Regions from separate parts of the Homo sapiens genome. Here all the other regions are linked to region 1. The links are chromatin contacts, found by Hi-C or POLR2A ChIA-PET in ENCODE. All regions are on one chromosome and are shown on one strand. The core of a region is the stretch at or near the end of the contact, and the rest is flanking DNA. Distances in the headings are between cores, read along the strand shown.

Region 1 (4,525 bases), core at 1,954-4,453:
CAGGTTGAAGCAATTCTCCTGTCTCAGCCTTCCGAGCAGCTGGGACCACAAGCCCTGGCTAATTTTTGTATTTTTAGTGGAGACGGGGCTCACCATATTGGTCAGGCTGGTCTCGAACTCCTGACCTCAGGTGATCTGCCTGCCTCAGATTCCCAAAATGATGGGATTACAGGTGTGAGCCACCGACCCCAGCATTTTTTTTTTTTTTTTTTTTTTTTGGAGATGGAGTCTTGCTTTGTCACCTAGGCTGGACTGCGGTGGTGCAATTTTGGCTCACTGCAGCCTCCGCCTCCCAGGTTCAAGTGATTCTTCATGCATGAGCCTTCCGAGTAGCTGGGACTAAAGGCGCATGCCACCATACCCGGCTAATTTTTGTATTTTTAGTAGAGATGGGGTTTGACCATGTTGGCCAGGCAGGTCTCGAACTCCAGACCTCAAGTGGTCCACCCACCTCAGCCTCCCAAAGTGCTGGGATTACAGTCTTGAGCCACCATGCCCAGCCAAAAAAGAAGTCTTATTGTTAGGTGTTGTTCAAGTATGTGACAAGCCAGGATCCCAACCTGAGTCATCTGACTTCAAAGTCCACATTCTTAACTGCCATGTTACACTACCTTCCATATTATGATCCTGGCACCTGGTATACTCTGTCAATTTACAAATGACCATATATGTGGAACGCAGTAGGCGATTTAAGAAACAGCATAGGATTGGGCCAGGCGCGGTGGCTCACGCCTGTAATCCCAGCACTTTGGGAGGTGGAGGCGGGTGGATCACGAGGTCAGGAGATCGAGACCATCCTGGCCAACATGGTGAAACCCCGTCTCTACTAAAAATACAAAAATTAGCCGGGCATGGTGGTGTGCGCCTGTAATCCCAGCTACTCAGGAGGCTGAGGCAGGAGAATCACTTGAACCTGGGAGGCGGAGGCTGCAGTGAGCTGAGATCATGCCACTGCACTCCAGCCTGGGCGACAGAGTGAGACTATTTAAAAAAAAAAAAAAAAAAAAGTGTAGGGTTACATATGCCTAATACAGGAAAGAAGATCCAAAGGGGCCTGACAAAATAAACCTTAAAATAAAAATCAGATGATGCTCAATGAGAAACAACTAGCATAGAGTTACACTAAAGACTGTTCTTTCCCCTATACACAATCACAGATTAAAAGAGGGTGCAAGATACCTTTTTTTTTTTTTTTTTTTGAGATAGGGTCTCATTCTATCTCCCAGGCTGGAATACAGTGGCGCAATCCCAGCTCACTACAGCCTGAACTCCCGTGCTCAAATAATCCTCTTACCTTGAACTCCTGGGCTTAAGCGAGGCTGCCTCAGCCTTTTAAATAGCTGGGATTACAGGAAACGGGCCGCCACCACCACCACGCCCAGCTAATTTTAAATTTTTTCTGTAGACAGGGTCTCCCTTTGATGCTGTGAACTCCTAGCCTTAAATAATCCTCCTGCTTAGGCCTCCCAAAGCACTTGGATTATGGTCAGCCCATTCTGTGCCTGGCCCCTTACACCATTCTGAAAAGGAATCTCAAGAGCTAGAAATCTCAGTGCTGGGTAGGTAAACAATAATGGATCAAACCCACTGGGAGAGAGGTCTTGGGAAGCCCTAGATGACACTCCCACCATCCTTGTCTCCATCATGCCTAGCATGGCTCACAGTGCTCAAATGGGGGCATAAACAACTGTGGAGGAAATAATCACTAGTTGGATCAATGTAAAATAATGCTTATGATGCACATAAAGTACTAGAACTGCTGGGCCTGAAAAATATTTTGAAATGTAATGAATTTCTCCTACATAAAAGATGTAAAAAAGGTGGAGGATTCAGTTAGAAAAGCATATGGAGCAACAGCACACTGAAGAGCCTGGACTTTATCTTTTAGTCTAGGCATACCCAGAAGTAAAAAGACTCAGAAAGCAAAAAAGCATATATTAGAGATAATATAAGCAGTACGAAAAAAAAAAAAAAGTTGGCCAGGTGCTGTGGCTCACGCTTGTAATCCGAGCACTCTGGGAGGCAGAGGCGGGTGAATCACTTGAAGTCAGGAGTTCGAGACCAGCTTGGCCAACATGGTGAAACTCCGTCTCTACTATAAATACAAAAAAAAACTGGCCAGGTGCGGTGGCTCACGCCTGCAATCCCAGCACTTTGGGAGGCTGAGGCGGGTGGATCACGAGGTCAGGAGTTCAAGACCAGCCTGGCTAAGATGGTGAAACCCCATCTCTACTAAAAATACAAAAATTAGCCGCACTCCGTCTCAAAAAAAAAAAATTAGCCAGGCGTGGTGCCAGGCGCCTGTAATCCCAGCTACTTGGGAGGCTGAGGCAGGAGAATTGCTTGAACCCGGAAGGTGGAGGTTGCAGTGAGCCGGGATCACGCCACTGCACTCCAGCCTGGGAGACAGAGTGAGACTCTGTCTCAAACAAAACAAAACAAAACAAAAAAACTTCTAAGTCAAGTAAGGTTCAAACACTAGAAGGCAGTGAAATACGAATTTGGGGCAAAAGATTGCGGACGACGTCAGACTTTGAGAAACTTAACTGTGAATCTGCGTCTGAGGTAAATACATTTCACTGTTTCCGTTTCTGCAGCTCTTCCTAAGGAATGGAAGCCCAGACTGCCTGGGAGGCAGGAGACCTCGTTTCCAGCTCCCGGCCCTTACTGCCGCTGCAAATCCTAGACTGGCTAGAGACCATTCGCTGCAGCGGACGTCGGAAAACGAGACCTCGCAGTTCAGGAGGCAGGAAAAAGACATGCCCGCGCCCTCATCCCAATAGGTGCTCATAGCGTTTGGCCAGCTTGAGCTCCATTCGGCCCCCACTTACCCAAGGGCCCCTTCCCCGCGGCCTTCGCTTTTAGCTCCTCGAGTTTCTTCTGCTCCTCTTTTTGTTTCTGCTTGAAAGCCTTATCTTCCTGGGGAGAGGCAGAGCGTGTTCAACTCAGGCCTGTCTCCCAGCGCCCCCGCACCCGCCAGTGCCTCCGCGCCCGCCCTCACCTCGTCCATCTCCTTGGCCTGCTTCTTGGGCTGTTTCAGTGGCTTCTTCTTGCCACCTGTGGGCGACACGAGCACGTTCGGCCTGCCCCTGCCGCCCGGTCCCCACCCCGCCGTCCCCGCAGTCCTCACGGTTCCGGAACACTTACCTTCGCGGCCGGACATGGCGCCTGCCGCCGCTTCCCCAGACCCTGCCACCGGAAACGGAGCGTCTGCCCCACCCTTTGTCGTAGACAGCGAGGCGGCCCCGCTGATTGGCTCCTAGTCAGGAAGTTGAACTCTCGCTACCGGATGCGGCGCTCCAGGGGCGGGTACTAACAGGTCAGAGGTCAACTGAGTGGCAGACGATTGGTCGGGCCACGCCAGGTACGAGGAGCTAGGGTTGTCCTGCCAGGGTAGAATCGGAACCGTAGGAGGGGTACTTAACCGGACGGCCTACCAGGCCTGTGGCCGTGCGCGGGAAGAGCACTGCAGGTAGACAGCAGGGCATGTGCATGTGCAAAGAGCTTCAAGCTCGTCGCTTTCCTGGAACCAAGGAAAGCACAGCTTGGGTGGAGGGAGATTAGGCGGGGAGATGGCAGAAGTGGACGGGAGTTATATCACGTGGTCCTATAGCTTTGGAAAACCCTGTAAGGAGTTTTATAATATAGTCAGGGGTGCAGCAGTTTGCGAATTCTGTTTGTTCATCTATGAAAATGGTCAAAAAAATTTATTTTGGTGATGGCCATACAACTCTGTTAATATAGTAAAACTACTGAATTGTACACATTGGGTGAATTATATGGTATGCAAGTTATATATCAATAAAGCTTTTTTTTCTTTTCCCCCCGAGATGGAGTCTTGCTCTTGTCTCTCAGGCTGGAGTGCAATGGCACGATCTTGGCTCACTGCAACCTCTGCTTCCTGGGTTCAAGCGATTCTCATGCCTCAGCCTCCCCAGTAGCTGGGATTACAAGTGCCCGCCACCATGTCCGGAAAATTTTTGTATTTTTAGTAGAGACGGGGTTTCGCCATGTTGGCCAGGCTGGTCTCGAACTCCTGACCTCGTGATCCCCCCGCCTCAGCCTCCCAAAGTGTTGGGATTACAGGCGTGAGCCACCGCACCCAGCCAAAGTTGTTATTTTTTTAAATAACAGTGCTGAGCGCTGGGATGCTACAGTGTCCAGAGATTAGGCAGATGAGTACATTTTTTGCTGGGTACGTACTATATGTAGGTACCAAGCTGAAATTCTAGTGAGTGAGACAGACTATAACCAAAGCAAATAAATGGGATACATGTTGCAGGTCATGTGATATATGCATGGAAAAAATAAAGCAGAGAAAGTGGGTCAGGAGTGCTAGGGTGGGAGTGGGATGGCCATATCTGATAGGGTGCATGGGGAAGACCTCCCAAGGGGCTACTATTTGAGCAGGACTTGAAGAAGGTGAGGGAGCGAGCAGCACAGATAGCAGCTGTCGTGAAGGCCCTGAGCTGGGGACAACTTGGTGCGTTCCAGCAACTTCAAGAAGGTCCATGTGCTTGGAGTG
Region 2 (4,414 bases), core at 618-3,117, 590 kb before region 1:
TGTAATCCAAGCACTTTGGGAGGCCAAGGTGGGTGGATCACCTGAGGTCAGGAGTTCGAGACCAGCCTGGCCAACATGGAAAAACCCCATCTCTACTAAAAAATACAAAAATTAGCTGGGCTTGGTGGCTCGTGCCTATGGTTCCAGCTACTCCAGAGGCTGAGGCAGGAGAATCGCTTCAACCAAGGGGGCGGAGGTTGCAGTGAGCTGAGATCACCTCACTGCACTCCAGCCTGGAGACAAGACGCCATCTCAAAAAAAAAAAAAAAAAAAGCGCAAAGACTTGGAGATAGACGCTTTGAGCAGTGAAGCTGGCTTCAAGTAGGATAAGGATAGACTCACATGAGTCCATGAGAGCCCTAGGCTGGTGCAGTCAGTGATGGATCACAGCTGGTTTGTGGGAAGGAGGGGCAGAGGGGAAGTAACCCAACATTTGGGGGATTTGCAGTAGTCCCAAAGGAGGACCAGGATGTAGTGTGTGGTGGCTGCATGGAATTCAGTAGCTGTGCCACAATAACTTGGGGCCTTACTGTTTGCAGACAGCATCTGTCTGGGAAGTTCAGGGTGGGAGGGTTGAAGTTATATTGGTGGTACCCAACTTTTATCCGCATATTCTTCAGCCCCCAGAGTGTGAAAGGCCGGAATGACACCTTTTACCTGACACCTGAGCCAGTGGTGGCCCCCAACAGCCCAATCTGGTACTCAGTCCAGCCTATCAGCAGAGAGCAGATGGGACAAATGCTGACGCGGATCCTGGTGATAAGAGAAATTCAGGAGGCCATCGCAGTGGCCAATGCAAGCACTATGCACTGAGATGCCTTGGCCATGGCACAAGAGAAACCAGCCAGGAAAAACCAGACAGACTTTCACACTAAAGAAGAGGCCTCCATTTTTTTTTTTCTTTTTTTTATTGGTGTAGTTACGAAGCCTTTCAGGCTGCTTCTGTTTAAAATATAAAAGAAAACTTTGCCCCCTTTGCATCTTCATAAACCTGCTGCGGCAGACTCCTCAGCCGATGGTGGCTCTGGGTTTCCTTGAGTGTCATATGTCCTAGAAAGTTGCTGGCTGACTCTTTTTTGTCTGGGGCCTGGGGAAAGGGCTTGGACTGTGAAAAGAAATGTGGCCCCTTTCCATCTTCAAGAGAGATGGAATTAATGATGGATGGACCCTGGAGGGAATCTCCCCAGCCGACTTCCACTGGGCTGACAGACTTTGCTGACCACAGGGGAACGATGTTCTTTTCTTTCTTCATGATCAGACATAAACTTAGCATCTTAATGGAAGAAAAATGAGGGGAACTTCAATTATGATTTATTAAAGACAATTTCTATTACACCCTCCTTTATGACAAGTGACATTTTAGATGTAAAAGTAAAAACTTTACCATGCCTTTTTTTTTTTTGTTGGCCTAACATTGAGGCCTTAAAACCTGAGGCTCCTGTGCCTGATGGAATTCTTGTAACATACACTTGTGTATCATATAAAGATACCACTCTGTTTCTCTTATGTATTCTTACTCTAGTTGTTTATTAAGAATGACAAGCACGTCTTTTCAACATGTTAGTGAACAACGTCTCTTTATTTTGGGGAGGAGCCCGGCGGGACAGTAGAAGTAAACCCTTGCCTGTTAATTGAACTGGCCGAGGTCCTGCGGGGAGTGTGGGGTGGGACGTGAAGTGGCAGCTCCTCAGTGACAAGGCCACTATGTGCTATACGCATGCGCTGTTTCTTCAGCGCCAGCTCCGCCCCCGCCGCAGCGAGGCGGGTAGGTTCCGCCCGCGCGCACTACGCCCTGACGTCAGCGTCGCGCGCAGCGCAGTGACGAAATCGGCTGGTTTATATTGGCGCGGCCCAGACGGCAGAGGTCTCTGCGGCGCGGTCCTCGGAGACACGCGGCGGTGTCCTGTGTTGGCCATGGCCGACTACCTGATTAGTGGGGGCACGTCCTACGTGCCAGACGACGGACTCACAGCACAGCAGCTCTTCAACTGCGGAGACGGCCTCACCTACAAGTGCGGGCCTATGGGGCTCACCTGGGCGAAGAGAGGGGCGGCACCCTGGGGAAAAGGCCAGATGGGGGCTTCCGAGAGCCGCCTTGGGCGTGGGCGTGGGGGACAGGTTTCGGGAATTGGCCACCCACCTCCGGGGCTCACTTTGAGACATCTGGAGCGGTGCTTGGGGTACGGAGAAGCATCTCAGTAGTGCTTGGAATCTCAGGCCGGAGATTCCATGCTCCAGACACATGGAATTGTCAGGGTGCCAGGAGCACTGATGACAGCTCGGTGGCAGAAAAGGTCCCCTGTACCCATTTCCACCTTGTGCTGTGCCTGTGACACACAGACTCTGTCAGTGCCACTCTCTGCTCACATGCGTTACGGGTTGATTGGTACATGGGGATGGAGTCTCATGCTGCCCTAAGCTGAGAGCTTTACTCCCAATTCACTCCCTTCCCTCGCAGTGACTTTCTCATTCTCCCTGGGTACATCGACTTCACTGCAGACCAGGTGGTGAGTATGATCAGGAATTGGGTCCTGAACATCAAGGTGAGCTAAGGTGCTACTATCACCTGGTCTCTGGGCTAACTCACCAGATTGGGCTTGGGGGTGGATTTTATAGGATCATGTTGCTTGTTAGCATGCAGGTCATACAAAAGTGCCTTTTTGTGGGGGACTCAGTAACACCTTGAGGTGTAAGGGATGCTTTCCCACACTGGTTGACGTTTGTCTCCTCAGGACCTGACTTCTGCTCTGACCAAGAAAATCACTCTTAAGACCCCACTGGTTTCCTCTCCCATGGACACAGTCACAGAGGCTGGGATGGCCATAGCAATGGCGGTGAGCCCCATGGGGTGTGGGGGAAGGAGCAAGGACTCCATCGCCTTTCCCCAAAGGCATTCAGTCCTGCTTCTTGTCACTTAGTAGTAGTCTCTTTTTATCCTGTAGCTTACAGGCGGTATTGGCTTCATCCACCACAACTGTACACCTGAATTCCAGGCCAATGAAGTTCGGAAAGTGAAGGTCAGAAGGGCAACGATCATTAGCAAGCGCTCCTGGGAATTGCACTGAGGTGGGGTGGGGTGGGAGTAGGGGTTTATTCTAATTTAGTATTCTTTCTTCCCACCATGGGGTTCAGTTACTGAGAAGACCCTGAGATTCTGTTTCTTAAAGCAGCAGCAATAGACCAGGTGTACAGTGCCTCCAGCCTACCCATGTCTCTAAGATGTGTTGGTGTGATTTGGTCTTGTGGCACTGCCAAAGGGATCGATAAGCAGAGACCCCATGCTTCAGATCAAGAGCCTGATGAAAGTAGTTCAAAGATGCGATGCCCTTTCTCACCATCCCTTTCCAGAAATATGAACAGGGATTCATCACAGACCCTGTGGTCCTCAGCCCCAAGGATCGCGTGCGGGATGTTTTTGAGGCCAAGGCCCGGCATGGTTTCTGCGGTATCCCAATCACAGACACAGGCCGGATGGGGAGCCGCTTGGTGGGCATCATCTCCTCCAGGGACATTGATTTTCTCAAAGAGGAGGAACATGACTGTTTCTTGGAAGAGGTGGGTGCCACTGGCAGAGTAGATCCAAGCTCTAGCAGCCCAGGTTGAAGACAAGGGGCTTCTGTTGTCTAAGACATCTCTGATAGCCTCTTCTCTCTGGGAAAGGAGTGTCAAACCAAGTTTCTGACTCCTTTATTGGGTTCCTGCATCCTTTCCCCACCAGAGGCTTTCAAACTGCCCAAATGCTTGCTAGTATTCATGCTTTGTTCTTTTAAACCCCTAAGGTAGGGGCAGTGCTTGAGGTCTGCCCTGATTTTCTTGCCATTGTTCCTGTGTTGTCCTCCTTATTCCATAGTGTAAGAGGGTGCTCCCTGTGCCATGTTGTCCTTTCTACTCATCCCTCACTCAATACCATACTGCTAAGAATTATTGGGATCCCTTGAGGAAGGGTGTTTTGGGTGTGAATGTATGAACGTGGTGGTCCATAGAACTTCACCCCTGTAATCTCAGTACTTTGGGAGACTGAGGCAGGCAAATCATGAGGTTAGGAGTTTGAGACCAGCCTGGCCAACATGGTGAAACCCCGTCTCTACTAAAAATACAAAAAATTAGTTGGGTGTGGTGGCGCGTGCCTCTGAGCTCAGCTACTTGGGAAGGAAAGAAAAGAGTTAACTGGTCATAGTCGATGACTGGCCCTTCTTCACATCTCACCTCCCACGTAGATAATGACAAAGAGGGAAGACTTGGTGGTAGCCCCTGCAGGCATCACACTGAAGGAGGCAAATGAAATTCTGCAGCGCAGCAAGAAGGGTAAGTCCTAGAGCTGGGAAAGGGCCTGGAACTAATGCCTAGGGTCCTGATTCATGTCCTGCCCTGACCACAGGAAAGTTGCCCATTGTAAATGAAGATGATGAGCTTG
Region 3 (4,597 bases), core at 1,887-4,386, 680 kb before region 1:
CTGCCATGCATGCTTCGGGGATTGGGACCGAGTGGTGCAGGACTTGGCAGCCCGTACACAGCGCCTAGAGCAGCGGGCGCAGGAGTTGCAACAGACGGGTGTGCTGGGTGCCTTTGAGAGCAGCTTCTGGCACATGCAGGAGAAGCTGGGCATTGTGCAGGGCATCGTAGGTGCCCGCAACACCTCAGCCGCCTCCACTGCACAGCTTGTGGAGGCCACAGAGGAGCTGCGGTGCGGAAGGGCCTAAGAATACATGGTGGGATGGGGCAGAGGCCCAGTGGACCAGGGCTGAAGCCTCTCTAAACACCCCCCTCTCCATCATTGCAGGCGTGAAATTGGGGAGGCCACTGAGCACCTGACTCAGCTCGAGGCAGACCTGACAGATGTGCAAGATGAGAACTTCAATGCCAACCATGCACTAAGTGGTCTGGAGCGAGATAGGCTTGCACTTAATCTCACACTGCGGCAGCTCGACCAGCATCTTGACTTGCTCAAACATTCAAACTTCCTGGGTGAGTTGTTAGCCAACTAGGCAGGTGGACCAGGGTCAGTCTTCAGCTGACTGTCTGCCTCTGCCCAATTTAGGTGCCTATGACAGCATCCGGCATGCCCATAGCCAGTCTGCAGAGGCAGAACGTCGTGCCAATACCTCAGCCCTGGCAGTACCTAGCCCTGTGAGCAACTCGGCAAGTGCTCGGCATCGGACAGAGGCACTGATGGATGCTCAGAAGGAGGACTTCAACAGCAAACACATGGCCAACCAGCGGGCACTTGGCAAGCTCTCTGCCCATACCCACACCCTGAGCCTGACAGACATAAATGAGCTGGTGAGGTTGAAGTGTTGGGTGGGGCAGGTGGGTGTAGATGTTCCTCTCACAGGGCCCTGACTTGTTCTGTGCCTGGCAGGTGTGTGGGGCACCAGGGGATGCACCCTGTGCTACAAGCCCTTGTGGGGGTGCCGGCTGTCGAGATGAGGATGGGCAGCCGCGCTGTGGGGGCCTCAGCTGCAATGGGGCAGCGGCTACAGCAGACCTAGCACTGGGCCGGGCCCGGCACACACAGGCAGAGCTGCAGCGGGCACTGGCAGAAGGTGGTAGCATCCTCAGCAGAGTGGCTGAGACTCGTCGGCAGGCAAGCGAGGCACAGCAGCGGGCCCAGGCAGCCCTGGACAAGGCTAATGCTTCCAGGGGACAGGTGGAACAGGCCAACCAGGAACTTCAAGAACTTATCCAGAGTGTGAAGGACTTCCTCAACCGTGAGCCTCCCACGTGTCCCAGGCCATGTGGTTGTCCCCTTTGGCAACTCCCGGTGTCTGTATCTCCCTTGGTTCATACTTGAGCCTCAGGGACTACACTGGATTAGTGTTTATGATCCCTTGACTGGCTCCTGAGTTATTGCCCATATGTGGTCCCAGGTCCATGTTCTTGAGTCTGAGCCCCTTGTATAGTCCCTGTCCTTGTGATTATATCCTTATGCCTGGTAACAAACCCCTATCCCATGTACATGTCCTGAGTCCATACCCCAAAACTGTATCCTCATGCCCATGCTGGAGAATCTATGTTCTTAAGTTCTTGCTGTGTCCCTATAGAGGAGGGGGCTGATCCTGATAGCATTGAAATGGTGGCCACACGGGTGCTAGAGCTCTCCATCCCAGCTTCAGCTGAGCAGATCCAGCACCTGGCGGGTGCGATTGCAGAGCGAGTCCGGAGCCTGGCAGATGTGGATGCGATCCTGGCACGTACTGTAGGAGATGTGCGTCGTGCCGAGCAGCTACTGCAGGATGCACGGCGGGCAAGGTCTGACCCCATCCCTGGCCCCTATCCCTGACACCTGGTTTTGATACCTCCAGGTTCTGATTCCCCCTTCTCCCCAGGAGCTGGGCTGAGGATGAGAAACAGAAGGCAGAGACAGTACAGGCAGCACTGGAGGAGGCCCAGCGGGCACAGGGTATTGCCCAGGGTGCCATCCGGGGGGCAGTGGCTGACACACGGGACACAGAGCAGACCCTGTACCAGGTGAGGTCTTCCTAGGACATCAGTGGGACAAGGTTATGGGCATGAACCGTAGATCTGTGTAACCTTTGGCTCACCCATGGCAGGTACAGGAGAGGATGGCAGGTGCAGAGCGGGCACTGAGCTCTGCAGGTGAAAGGGCTCGGCAGTTGGATGCTCTCCTGGAGGCTCTGAAATTGAAACGGGCAGGAAATAGTCTGGCAGCCTCTACAGCAGAAGAAACGGCAGGCAGTGCCCAGGGTCGTGCCCAGGAGGCTGAGCAGGTGGGTTGAGGCAGAGCCAGCTGGAGAAGGTAGGGGTGGAAGATGGGCCTCCACTGAGCTACCACGCTAACCTAACCCTCTACATCTGCAGCTGCTACGCGGTCCTCTGGGTGATCAGTACCAGACGGTGAAGGCCCTAGCTGAGCGCAAGGCCCAAGGTGTGCTGGCTGCACAGGCAAGGGCAGAACAACTGCGGGATGAGGCTCGGGACCTGTTGCAAGCCGCTCAGGACAAGCTGCAGCGGCTACAGGGTAAGAAATGGGGCACCAGAGACACAAGACTGCGGGAAACCCCCCCTAAACTGACACCTGCCCTTCCTAGAATTGGAAGGCACCTATGAGGAAAATGAGCGGGCACTGGAGAGTAAGGCAGCCCAGTTGGACGGGTTGGAGGCCAGGATGCGCAGCGTGCTTCAAGCCATCAACTTGCAGGTGCAGATCTACAACACCTGCCAGTGACCCCTGCCCAAGGCCTACCCCAGTTCCTAGCACTGCCCCACATGCATGTCTGCCTATGCACTGAAGAGCTCTTGGCCCGGCAGGGCCCCCAATAAACCAGTGTGAACCCCCACTGTGTTGTCTGGACTCTGATTTGGGGCGGGCGGGGGAGTCTCCAGGGGAACCTCGAGGTTGCCCCCAGCAGAACCCATGCACCGCTAAGCCACCCGAGCACCGCCTCCTTCCGCTCGGGCCCGCCCCGGAGCTGCGGGTCGCTCCGAGCCCATTCCCGCCGGAAGTGCGTCACCAGCTTGGCGCTCCGCCTCCCTCGGCCTTAGCTAGAAGTCGAAACAAAACAAGCCGCTAAGGCGGTGGCGGCGGCGCCGGGACGGGGGAGGGGCGCGCCGGAACCGGAACCGACCTGCGCCGGAACCGGAACGGAGAGCGGGTTGCCAGGGCCCGAAGAGGGCTGGCTGCGGCGGTCTCGCTCGGTGAGTGGAGCAGGCTGCAACTCGCTGGCTTGGCCGCAGCGGGGAGGCCGCAACGCGCGGCCGCGGCGGCCTGTTCAAGGTCACGGGCCGTGCCAGTCCCTACCCCTAGTGCCCCGCAGCGTGCCAGCCCACTGATGCCGGCAGGGCCGTTACGCTATGCCTGTGGCCAGCCTCCCACCTGGGAGAGGACTGGCGGCCAGCGAGGGCAACTTCGTGGGAGAGGTGGTGGCGGGCTCGGGGTTCAGAGGCTGAAGCTGGGTCGCAGCTCGACCGGGGCGCTGATCTGTGGTCAGTAACCCCGCGCTGCCATTTCAGGCCGGCTCGGGTCTCTAAACAGCCCCTTACCCGCCTCGACGTCCCTGGGGCATGGGGGAGGGACGCGACCTTCGGCTGGGGCCTGGGTGCAAGAAGGAGGCGCCGGTGGCAGGTGTCATTAAAGATCCAGCCCACCAGTACCACATCTGACCTGTAGAAGGGTATCCTGCCATCCCTCCTTCCTCCTTTACACACTTAGGGGAACACAGACTAGTCATTATCTGTCCTGCTACTGGTTCAGGCCAGGCTTGAGGCTGCCAGGAGTCCTGGATCTGTGGTCCTCCCCAGCCTCATCTCAGTATCTAGTTTCAAGACCTTCATTTTGGAGGAGGAAACAGTCCAGAATCCACTGGTGGGTCTGTGGGAAACTGTAGTGGTCCTTGTGGCTCAGAGCTCATGAGTGAAGGCATCTGGGAAGGAAGGTGATAATTTCTGTTCCAGTCTCAAACTGGATGCCCATCCTGCCTTAGTACTGGAGCAGGGTTGCTGCTGAAGAGGTAGCGTGACATCTAGATACACTTTTCAGTCCCTTTCTGCTTGGGACAGCAGCTGGGGAGAGGACTTTCTCTTGAAATGAAGAAGGACCAAGCAGTACATAGGAGCAGGTTCTTGCCAAGGGTGGGAGCTGGCAGGAGGCAGGTGGAGTGCCTTAGCCCCAGGACTTTTTCTGGGCAATGGTAGAACCTGGGTTGAGCCTGTTTACAGCCACAGAGCCTGGTTCTCCTGCGGCTTGTCTCCTGTCCTGCCTTCCTCCTCCACCTTCTATTTCTCCAGTGGTGACTAAGCAGCCAGTGAGAGTGAAGGAAAAGTGAGCACCCTGCTCGGAGTGCCAGCCCTGTGGGCTGGAGCCGTGGCTCCTCTCCAGATTGGTGGAGTAGCCTGGTCCCAGGCCATGACTTCCTTGACCTGGTGCCCCCTCAGTGAGGCTTTCACCTGTGTGGGACTGTTATGGTGGGTATCTATGAGGCTTGGCCAGAAGTGGTTGCTGCTACTTGCATTATTTATTACCTCTTCAGAATATCCTGAGAGTGTCCAGGGGTACTTAAGAGATGAGAAGATACAGCTCTGTAGCATTAGTG

What was found. Hi-C counts contacts between places; a loop is a spot of excess contacts on that map. ChIA-PET counts read pairs that join two places held with the same protein, here RNA polymerase II (POLR2A). Pooled maps may share reads with other maps.
Region 2: a pooled map shows a loop between it and region 1 (7-fold over the local background). The contact joins the promoter of IMPDH2 here to the promoter of TMA7 in region 1. A Hi-C loop is called at or near these places in 5 of 37 single-sample maps with no recorded cell type and 15 of 50 pooled maps. POLR2A ChIA-PET finds 5 or more read pairs at or near these places in 5 of 52 experiments (H1, MCF 10A, PC-9 and 2 more).
Region 3: a loop to region 1 is called in a pooled map, with 10 times the contacts of the local background. The contact joins the promoter of USP19 here to the promoter of TMA7 in region 1. A Hi-C loop is called at or near these places in 4 of 50 pooled maps. POLR2A ChIA-PET finds 5 or more read pairs at or near these places in 2 of 52 experiments (PC-9 and activated CD4-positive, alpha-beta T cell).

Annotation. Positions count from the first base shown.
Region 1 is chr3:48,438,935-48,443,459 of GRCh38, reverse strand. TMA7 (translation machinery associated 7 homolog) reads right to left here and starts at 3,203. Exons shown (of 4, transcript NM_015933.6): 1 at 3,148-3,203; 2 at 3,002-3,057; 3 at 2,832-2,919. The coding sequence starts at 3,163. It overlaps CCDC51 (coiled-coil domain containing 51), which reads left to right and starts at 3,341. Exons shown (of 4, transcript NM_001256964.2): 1 at 3,341-3,472. RefSeq lists a silencer at 2,906-2,965 and an enhancer at 3,396-3,535.
Region 2 is chr3:49,026,851-49,031,264 of GRCh38, reverse strand. IMPDH2 (inosine monophosphate dehydrogenase 2) reads left to right here and starts at 1,867. Exons shown (of 14, transcript NM_000884.3): 1 at 1,867-2,012; 2 at 2,459-2,507; 3 at 2,733-2,834; 4 at 2,943-3,017; 5 at 3,349-3,555; 6 at 4,218-4,305; 7 at 4,379-4,414. The coding sequence starts at 1,915. QRICH1 (glutamine rich 1) reads left to right here. Exons shown (of 10, transcript NM_198880.3): 10 at 621-1,558. The coding sequence ends at 813. RefSeq lists enhancers at 1,867-2,076, 1,530-2,131, 2,132-2,734.
Region 3 is chr3:49,119,362-49,123,958 of GRCh38, reverse strand. USP19 (ubiquitin specific peptidase 19) reads left to right here and starts at 3,136. Exons shown (of 27, transcript NM_001199161.2): 1 at 3,136-3,203. It overlaps LAMB2 (laminin subunit beta 2), which reads left to right. Exons shown (of 32, transcript NM_002292.4): 24 at 1-231; 25 at 328-512; 26 at 586-827; 27 at 907-1,255; 28 at 1,589-1,796; 29 at 1,874-2,015; 30 at 2,099-2,275; 31 at 2,367-2,526; 32 at 2,597-2,845. The coding sequence ends at 2,733. RefSeq lists enhancers at 1,859-2,847, 2,848-3,837 and a silencer at 2,956-3,275.